Linked DNA regions of Homo sapiens: region 2 is linked to region 1. Evidence: chromatin contacts called from ENCODE Hi-C or POLR2A ChIA-PET data. All regions are on one chromosome and are shown on one strand. The core of a region is the stretch at or near the end of the contact, and the rest is flanking DNA. Distances in the headings are between cores, read along the strand shown. Region 1 overlaps ADAMTS17 (ADAM metallopeptidase with thrombospondin type 1 motif 17). Region 2 overlaps ADAMTS17 (ADAM metallopeptidase with thrombospondin type 1 motif 17).

Evidence for each region. A loop is a pair of places that touch in the nucleus more often than their neighbours do. ChIA-PET counts read pairs that join two places held with the same protein, here RNA polymerase II (POLR2A). Pooled maps may share reads with other maps.
Region 2: a map of Right ventricle myocardium inferior shows a loop between it and region 1 (3-fold over the local background). The contact joins two enhancer-like sites. A Hi-C loop is called at or near these places in 6 of 168 maps with a recorded cell type or tissue (CD4-positive, alpha-beta T cell, Right ventricle myocardium inferior, aorta and 2 more) and 3 of 50 pooled maps. POLR2A ChIA-PET finds 5 or more read pairs at or near these places in 4 of 52 experiments (AG04450, MCF 10A, PC-9 and 1 more).

What each region holds. Positions count from the first base shown.
Region 1 is chr15:100,059,134-100,064,065 of GRCh38, reverse strand. All of the region lies in intron 15 of ADAMTS17 (ADAM metallopeptidase with thrombospondin type 1 motif 17), which reads left to right. Among named protein-coding and RNA genes, the nearest start is that of ADAMTS17, 280 kb to the left of the region's middle. Within about 2 kb of position 3,350, at least 2 of the 41 ENCODE cell types and tissues checked have a DNase peak (open chromatin) inside an H3K27ac peak, as active enhancers do.
Region 2 is chr15:100,111,337-100,116,517 of GRCh38, reverse strand. All of the region lies in intron 13 of ADAMTS17 (ADAM metallopeptidase with thrombospondin type 1 motif 17), which reads left to right. Among named protein-coding and RNA genes, the nearest start is that of ADAMTS17, 230 kb to the left of the region's middle. RefSeq lists an enhancer at 4,358-5,181. Within about 2 kb of position 2,242, at least 18 of the 41 ENCODE cell types and tissues checked have a DNase peak (open chromatin) inside an H3K27ac peak, as active enhancers do.

The DNA of each region.
Region 1 (4,932 bases), core at 2,101-4,600:
ATCTTAATATGTCTGCAGTGGTCACATGCTGATGTTCTGGTTGAAGGGGGGGCCCAGTTAGAACTTCAACATACGAATTTGGAGGAGGGGGACACCACTCAACCTGAAACACGTGCAAATCCTGCTCTCTGGAAATGGGGCCACTGGGAGGTCCTGGCCTTAGGAGAGCCTCCTTCTTCTGCGCCAGCCCTCCATTTCTGAAGCCACTGTGGGGGGCTTGGTAGCTAGATTTTGGCCGGGGGATGCTGCACGGCCTCTGGTGCAGGGTGGAGGTGTGGTTTACTTCTGTGTCGTTTGTTGCTACAGGTTATATCGAAGCTGCCGTCATTCCTGCTGGAGCTCGGAGGATCCGTGTGGTGGAGGATAAACCTGCCCACAGCTTTCTGGGTAAAACACAAATGACTTGACTCACCATTTATGTGTTGAGAATCGATTTTGATGATCAGTCTGGTAAATTGGTTCAGTGTCATTCCTCCCGGGTTATGGCTGGTTTCACGCCTGTGTTGTAATGACATGAGCACCCAGAGGGGACCACACAGTGCTGTCATATTTGACTAACATGCAGCCACCCCCATGGTGGATTAGGGGCGGGAACAGGAAGGAAAATGATGGAAGACAAGCTTGGGACAGGAAGGAGGATCATAGAAGAGTGAAGGAAGTTGTGAGGAATTGGGGCAGGTTACCAGTCCCCCAAAGTAACCCCAGGAGAGCTGAGAGCAGCTTGAGTCTGAGCAGTGCAGGCCATTGGCCAACTTGCAGGAAGCCCCATTGGGCTGCCAGTGGCTCTGGGGATGACTTCTTAGCTGGAAAAAGAACAACAATCTTAAGTCTAATGGAAACCCAGAAGGATACCAATTTCACTAAGGTCTGTGTATCCCAAATTCCTAGTGGCCAGCTCCATTGACTTCAAGCACAAACACCTGCATCTTTCCGTAGACTTGGGTTCTATTCTGGACTAGTTTTCCTAACTATGCAGGAGCAAAGCCATTCTGATAAATCCCTTCCTAGCCAGAGAAGACCTTCTGAGGGTATCCTTGGCCCAATTCCCAGACGACCCCAGCAAAGGTCAGCCCAGGACTTGAGCCCCAAGGTGGTTGGAGTTCTCAGTTGGACACAGAAGTGGAGACAGCAGGGTGCCCAGAGGGTGCCTCTGCTCCTACCTTCCTGGCTTGGAACATGCTGTGGCCCCTGCCCTTCTGCCAGCTTTAATCCCATGTTCCTGTCTTGGGTTAAACTTAAACTCAAGGTGGCTGATCTTCCTCAGGCACCCCTCTTCTGAGCTGTTTTCATGTCATCATCTCTCAGCCTGTGTTGCAAAGTGCTGATTGAGACTGAAGAAAGAAAAAGTAAGACATGATTTGTCTAGTTTCAAAAATGATTTTAGCTAAATCGAAGTTACCCATGAAACCCTTTTATTTCCATTTTTATCACTGATTTTTTAAAATGACATCTTTGTCTACATTCCTGCCTTTATAGACTATGCAAAAGTCGGAGTCTTTCTTTGAAATGGTCTCTGCTTGAGAGACTCAAAGTCTAATGAGACAGACACAAAACAAATCTCTAATAGGCAAGTTTACAATGAAGACCACAGTCCTGTTGAAGAGTTAGGAAATGCTTTGACGCTAAGATGCTCCTCGCACACCTGCCTTGGGGAAGGCAGGCATGCCCATTTCCAAGCACCCACGTGGGGTATCACTGGCACCACACTCTGTGGATCCCCCCCTGTCCCAAGCTGCCCTGCCACCTCCTCCTAGCTTGGTCACCTGCCATCCACCCTGCCTCCTTGAGGCTGTGACGGCCGCTCGTGCTTCTGCTGCCAGGGTAAGACCTTGACATCCCTGGAGTTGACATCCATGTGCATTTTCATCAGCCCCATGGTTTTTCACCTCCCCTGCATGGACAGTGTCCCTGCCTCGCCTGGCACTCTCCTCCTCAGCTGTCCCAGCTGTCACTCTGCAAATAGAACAACACTTAAAAATGCATTCTAAAACAAGGCCTCTTGCTGCTTTTGGCAGCTTCAAAGTGACAGCCTCTTTTTACTAAATTCGCAAAGAGCCCACTCCCTCTCCTGCCCATCAAAGGACATTGGGTCAACCTCACCAGCATTTGCATTGGAAGCCCCACCAGCTGGTATCATGCCAAAAAGTTACCCTTCCCCTTCCCAACCCATGCATTTGAATGTACTGGAGGCCCTCCGTGGGATGCTGATGTTACCTTTCATCCTAATTCAAAATTCGCAGTCTGGGTATTCCAAGAGGTACTCAGTTTGGAGGTCGAAGTAGTGGTTCTTCCATCAAGCCCAGAAGGTGTCCCTGCGAGTAAGTCCCTTGGCTTCCGACCCCGGCTTCTGAGATTTCCCAGCATGGCTGCTCCGCCTGGCTCAGCCCTGAGTGTCTGGCGATAGGAGTGTCTTCCTAATCTCCACTTTTGCATGGTAATTTTAGAATGACAGAGGATGTTAGAATCCTTTGGATCACTCCTCAACTTCCCATTCCTGTGGCACAAATGGACCTTTCACTCACATTCACTTTAAGGCCAACAGGTGCTAACTAGCAGGTGCCACCCAGGAGAACCAGCTCTTGTGATCGTCCCTCAGCTCCTGAAGCCTGAGGGCCATGTATACAAAAAAAGAACAATAGCATCCGCGATAGTGGCTCCCAGTCACGGAGCTCGGCTGTGCCTTGGAGAGCCGATCCCTAATCTCCCTAAATGGGCTGCAAGGTCTTGCTCTGCTTCCTTCTTAGAGGGGCAAGCTGAAGCTTCAGGGGGCTTGGTGTCTCATCCAGGGTCTCCACCTCCTCTGATTTCGCTGCCGTTCATGGAGCCTCTCAGAATTACTCTGTCCAATCATGGCCAGAGACTGCCGGATGGAGACTTTTCATTGGAGAACACAAGTTAAACCTGCCTGTTGTTGCCACTACGTTGTATGCACTTCGGAACAAACCTGCATCCCACGGAGATTGGTTTAACGTCTTGGGGTGACTGCTCAGCTCTCCAGAAGCAGTGGGCCTCCGTGGGAGGTTGGAGCCGGCTTCCTGCCTTATCTTACCCAGAAGGCATAATCCCAGGACTCCAGGGCCTGGCTGATGGATTCGGGCAAGCCTGAAGGTGGTCCACACTCATTATGTTTCTAAAGTTAGTTCAAAAAGGCCTTGTCTCCACTCGGGGCTGGGTGCTTTGGAAGTCAACCCAGTGTAACTTTGAATTACTTTGAATTACTCTCACATTTGCTGGGAGCAATTCCTGAAGAATTTCACCCCACCTACCTTCAGCCCACGCTGGCTGGCTTTCTGCTCAAAACCACCTGGAACAGGAAATGCCTGGGCAGTTTGTATCCATAGCTAAGAACAGAGCTGGCAGAACTCCGAGTGGAAATAAAAGGAGCTGACTTGCTGCCAGGTTTAGAAGTAGGTTGACTGTGGGTCAGGTCTTCCAGTGAAGCTAGGACGGAGAGAGACTAAAAGAACCCCACTCGGGCTTCTGTGCAGCTCCATGCCAGAGAGGGGCATGTGGACAGGGTCAGAGCTCGCATCTGCCTCCAGCCAGCTCTGAAAAGGAGCAGTGCCCTTCCCTCAGGAATGCCCCCACCTCGCTCCCTGGAATGGCTCATGGTCTTTCCCACAGTGCCTGGAAGACCAGGATGGTGTGTAAGTGTCCACAGAGAGGAAGAAGGGCCAGAGACCGAAATGGACGTTCTGCATGTAACCTCACACTCCAGCTCATTGCAAAGGTTTTGTTCTGCCCTGGTGGCAAAGGAAAGTGTACCCACCCGTGTGGTGCCCCACAGAAGTCTAACTGTTGAGAGCTTCTGAGCAAAACCCACAAAAGTGAGCATAGTTATGTTTTGGGTAGTGATTTAAGACTTCCAATCTCTGGCCCAGGCGAAATGAGCAAGGGAAAATCTCCCCAGCAAACCAGAGCTTCAGAATTCACAGATAAAATCAAATCACTGGGGGAGTCCCCTGTTCTTCACTCTGTTAATTGCCCATAAAATCAAAGCATTCGTAATCATTTTAATTGCCCCATGGAGTGCTTTCTGGGTCCAACAATATCCTGATTTCAAGTGCACACTAATTAATCTCAAAATACTTAGAGACAAAGGGGGCTTGGAGATACTCACTGATGCCCAAGGTTTGAGGGGACAGGAACTTGTAGAGCCCAAAATGTATTTAATTTGGAAGGTTGTCTTTCAGGAAAAAAAATACATTATGCATAGGGCTGTGGAAAGGACTCCTCCAGAGGTGCCTGGAGCTGCAGCCTCATGGGCCTCATAGGCCTTTGCAGACCCCACTCTGCAGCTAACGCAAGGCAGGAGAGCAACCCAAGCTGCCACAGAAGGGGCCAGGAGGTGACCTGCATTGTCTCTCTGGATTTGACATGGCCCCATGAAGTCATTGTTCTTGGGACTCCACAATGAACCTATTTATTCACTGTTAAAAATGATCTTGACGTCCCAAAGGAATCTCTGAGGCTGACATCTCTTTTGAGGGATGTCAGGCGCGAACTTCTGATTTTAGCAGGAAGTTATGATTTTTCAGATGGACCACGGCAAATTGCAAATTTGGAATCTTGCTAAGTGACACCAAAGTGAAAAGGTTGGAAGTAACCCCTATGCCTCCTGGCTCTGCTGACCTCCTGCTAATAACTCTGCCTGTGTTTTCCTCTCCCCGGGAGATACACAAATGCGTGGCTAGGAGCACGCTGTCCCGAGGAGAGGCGTGCAGGCTCTGAGCTGGAAAGCTGCATTTGCAGTGCGCCAGAACTTGCAGCCACTGCGGCGATGGCCACAGGCAGTGCGTGGGCATGCCAAGTGTATTCTTTCTGGGGCTGTGAGAGCTGACCCCAAACCCACGCCTGGCCTCAAACAAGTTGTGATTGTGCAGGAGTTCTCCAACTCATCGGCTCCAGACCAGGACCTCCAAAGCAAAGACA
Region 2 (5,181 bases), core at 993-3,492, 54 kb before region 1:
GAGCTTTACAGGGGCATCCCAGTGTGCTGGTGCGGCTGCTCTCTGGCTTTCCAATGTGGATGATCCCTGTATTGCTTCTCTTGGTTTATTTTGAATTGGCTCTTAATCCTTGGCTAGGATGTTGGGGAACATTTTGAGAATAGTTTGCAACTTAGGAAAGATGATAATAAGCACAGGTCCCATTTTCTTTCCAAGAGCTTTCTCCTGAATCAAGAGGCTCTGCCCCATCGGGCCACTGCAAGCATTTCCAGTAGCTGATGAAGTTCTAGGTGGTGTGTCATGTATACATTTGTAATGTCTGCTTAATTAATGTCCTTAATAGATGAGGACACCCCAGGACCCGCTTCAGGGTTGTTGGGTTTTTTTTTTTTTTTTTTTTTTTTTTACCTAAAACTGTTCTTCTTTAGGAAACAAGACTTTGTGCTATAATGATGACATATGAACCCGTTTATCGGTATGTCATGTACAAGACACAAGTTAGCTCTACATACATCGTCTCATTTAATACGCAAAACAAGCTGTGCAGAAGATGAGAGGGAATAAGGTTACAGGACACCTCTAAGCACCTGCAGCTGACAAGAGGCCAGGGCGGGAGCTGACCTCACTTCCAGAGCAGTTGACTCACAGAAAATAAGCAGCTATTGCCTGGCTGCCAACACTTGAAGAAGACAGACCGCATGACTTCATGGGTGTGGAGTGAGGGAGCTTGAAGAAGAACTCAGGAAACTGGGCCTGATTTTTAGACAGCCTCAAAAGTGTTTTGCAGAAGAATGAAGTTCTGATGCCAGGTCTTATGTTTCTTCCCTGTGATGGGAAGAGCCTTTGAAATCTGCATTTGGCCTTCTGCTGTCGCAAGTTCAGGTGTGCGTAGCTGTGTGAAGGTGGGCCCGGGCATCTCTGGAATAGCAGCCTCAGATCTGCAGCTTTTAGTCTAACAGCCTGACCCATCCTCTTTGAGCTGACTCGTAGAGCAACATGTGATGCTCTAAATTGTAGCAGATAACACCAGCCCACTCAGATGAGGACTCATTTGAAAGTATTGGGGAGCCCCATCATTGTCCTTTTTTAAAAAGAACACCACCTTTGGGGACCGTGTAATGTAGCTGCGCCATCAGCTCGCCAGCAGAATTCAAGAGAAACACGGCCTTTGCACCCTGAATTTTCCCTGCAGTTGAGGGAGAGGGGAGACCTGCCCTCCTAGAAGGAACGTGTGCGGCTGGAGCCGTGCAGTTGCACACCGGCCTTTGCCTCCCTCCGCCTGGCTGTGAGTCGGATGCAGGAGGTGGCAGGAGGCTTCCCGCTGTGTCAGGCACACGCAGACCCCTAATTGGAAGCGAGAGAGCTGCCATTTGGTTCTCATGAGAAGCAGCCTTGAATCCGAACCTTCAGCTTTCCCCGGCATGCCAGATAAAGATACTTTTAGACCTCTTTACTGCCCACTCCCACTTTGCAGGAGCAAGAAGAGGTCAGGTCTGGGACAGACTCACGCTCTTCAAATTTCAACTCAACTTTGTGCCCCAAGTTGTTCTTTCCTTGGTTGCCTGCTTCAGTTTTCAATGCTCCCGTCTTATTTATTCAGCACAGAAATCCCACTGAAATGTCTGTGTTTCCACAGATTTCTCCAAGTCCAGATTAAACTTCTGTTTTCCTTCTGACCGCTTTTGGATGGCTGGACTGTTTCGTTGCCTTATCACCACAGTGGTTGGGACTTGAGTCTGCCCAGATCCTCCACCCAGGAAGCCTTGCGGTGTGGCTCTCTGGGGGGCCACTTGGATTGGGAATGTGACCTTTCACCCACTTCCTTTCTGTTTCTCTCTGCCTAAGTCCTAAGTTATTGTCACTAGAGTGCCACCGCCTTTGATCTGAAAAGAGCAGCCCTGTTTGATGAGGACAGCTACCAGGCAGTAAGTATCTCGCGTTTGAAGGAGAGACCCCACGCTCGGGGCTTTGCACAGGTAGCTCGACACGTCCTGCTCTGGGGTAGAATCGCCCTGACTTCTTGCATCTGCAGTTTCATTTCTCTCAAATACCAACAGAAGCCAGCATTTTTAAAAGGAGCACTTCATCAAGGGTAAAAACAAAATAATAGATGGCCAATTTAGAAGGCAGGAGGGGAATACGGATTATAAGTGTTCCTCTGAAAACTCCATTTATAAGAGGCACAGTTCTAGCTGAGCCGTGATAGGAACGTTTCCTGTGGTTGGGCTCCGGGCTCTTCTGAAGCCCATTATGACTGCCCTATTCATAGCAGTGCTATCGCTGCGGAATTCTTTGGCGAGTGACGCACAGTTCAAAAGAAGGGAAGCTGTATTTTTGTTCTTTTTTTTCCTCTTCCTTTTTTTAAAAAAAAAAAAAAAAAGAAGAAAGAATTCTTGCAGAGGTAGATTTTCCAAGGGAGGATTCAGGACCACAAATCCATCCCACCTCCAAAAGAAGACAAAGATCCTCCTTAGAAAATATTTCTAAATGGAAAAGCCTTTAGACAGAAACCCATTGAGATGGCCCACTGCCAAACCCACCCCATTTCTGCTTTTCTCATGGAATCTCATTGAAGTGGAAACCTTCAAGAGTTCAGTCCTCCTTGCCCAGGCCAGCAGGCCATGGGCCCACTGAAGTGTCGGAGAGCTTGGCAAAGGCTGCGTCTGGACGTGGCTGTGCGTTCCCAGCGCCTCCTGCCTGGCACGGCAGAACCCCCCAGGTCTGAGCCTCCGTGGGGATGAGGGGCGTGATGGTTAGGACTCTCTGACGACAGCTCCGCCAAGCCAGCTGGGGCCGCTTAATGAAAAGGAGGGAAGCTGTTGCAAAGCTGAAGATGTCAGGACCTTAGCTCTGTGGTCTCCGAAGCTTGCATTTGGTAGTCACAACCCCGTGCACCCACTGCAGACTGGCTTTCTCAGAACTTGTCCGTGTGGAAGCTGGTAGGGTAGCCCACGGCACCTCTTATGTAAATCCACATCCTTTACCCAGATCCTTTTGGGCCACATACAGTTCAAGCTTCAGAGCATTTTATGTGTTCAAAAGGTAATGACAGTGCATCAACCAAATATTTGTATTGCTAGTGGGCTCCAGGAGAGCACCCCATAGTCAGTCACGTGGGTCTGTCCACCAGGTGACCTCATTAAGGGGGATACTGACACTACCTAGAGCTCACATCAGTCCAGGCTGGTTTTGCTGCCAAATGTGTTTGCCACAAATGGAAGAGAACACTTAGAGTTTTCAGAGCTTTTTGAATTTCTGAATTACATATAAGGGAGTGTAGCCTTCTTTGGGATCCGTCAACCACGAGCAGACATGACCTCTCTGCATCTGAATTTCAGTACCGAGTTCCCAGGAAAGAGACGAGGAATGGGCCAGCTATGGGCAGGTGCTCACTGCTGGTAAAATCCGCAGAGGCCTGTCCGCCGGGGACTGATGAGGGGGCCGGGTTGGGCAGCTTTGGGAACAGGAGTCTGAGTAGCCTCGTCAGCATGTGTCCCCCACAGAGGACCAGGGAGAACTTGGATGAGTGCTGTGATGAACTCAAAGCAATGTCCCCACCATACTAAGACCTTCTAACTGCTGGCCTAGAGAGAGAGCAGAGAGACTGCTGAGAGCCACGAGTGTCTTCTTCACTGCAGAGGAATGTTCCAAACCTCCAGCGGGCACATGTGACCACGTGGTTCCCAAGCTTCTGAGCCCATCTTCCCTGCCCTGCCTGTGACCACCTCCAGCCAAGCAGAAGTCCTGATGCCAGGCAGGCCAGCAAGAAGCCAGACCGGCCCCAGGCTTTGCAGCTTCAGTCAGAATTCCATCTCAGCACACACCAGCCATGCAGGTGGCACGTTCCAAGCTTCCTTCCTTCAAGTGTGTGGTTGTATAACTTTTAAGAAAATGTGATCTTCTGTGCTGTTGGGGATGTAAGAGTGTTGATGCTGGGTGCAAAGCTGAATCCCACCACCTCATGTTATTTACTGGGGTCTTGTTCCTGGAGATTAATCTCCCACCTAAGGCAACCTGGAGGGAAATAGAGAATTTTGAGGGATTCTGAGCCTCCTCCTCACATTTTAAAAACCTTATCCTTTGGGAGATCATGCCATATAGTTTGCTAGAGATGTGGGTGCCCTGAATTCCAAGCAGAGGCCTCAAAGGGGAGACGGACAAATGGAGAGTTCTGGCTGAGCAGGGAAGGGAAGCCCCACCTCTAGACTCTGTTCTGGAGCCTGAGTGTCCCCAGCTGTCCAAGCTGTGGAGGGCAGTGTCTGCAGGTGAGAGCTGCATGCAGGTGGAGCTGAGCGTTCCTTCGTGCAAGGCTCGTGGCCAGCATCCCTCCAGCTGAGGTTGGCCTTCCTGCTTTGCAGAGTCCGCATTTCTCTGCTCACCCTAAAGAGTCCAGATAAACAGCCTTCATCCCTTTGAAGTCTGGCCTTTCTAACTTGCCTCAAAACAGCCTCTGCTTTTCTACCCAAGTCCCACTTCCACTTCTACTCGAATCAGAGGATACACTCGGAAGCCAGAAACATGCATGAAACTGGTGGTTTGTTTTTAGCAATGCCACTTTGCTCTTGGTAATTTTGGCCCTAGGAGTTCTCAGTTTAGAGAGGAAATTGCGATGATGGAAAAAGAAGCAGGCTGGAGCCAAGAGGCGGGGCGTGACCCTGCCAACTGAAGACAGTCGAGCACTTCCTGTGAGCCCTGTATGCATGTCTGTATAATGGAACAGTGACAGCACCCACCTGAAACGAATAGATAACTACTTAGCATGCTGCCTGGAACACAGTAGTAGTAAATATCGTTTATGATTTCATCATCCTTACTACTGCAGCTGTTGAGCAAATCACCTCAAAGCTCAATTACTCCCAGTACTGAGTCAACATTTCAGTCTAAAGGTAATTAAAATCCAGTTTCAAACCACTTCAGCCAAGGGACCCTTGCTTTCAACGAAACAGTAGAGGCAGCCCAGTGTGTGGAGTAGACTCCACGCTGGGGGCTGTGTTGCTGTATTTCTCCCACCAGCTCCACAAGATGCTTGGGGAACCTCAGGGCTCCAGAGGGTACCTCAGTGACCCTGTCAAGCAAGCTCCCTCGAGCTAATCTCAGTATATGTCTCCATCTTCCAGAGTTCTCCTTCCACCAGCCACCTCCTGAGGTCCTTCCCTGCAAGTGGAAGGACAGCTGCCCCTAGCCTGCCAGCACGGGAAATGA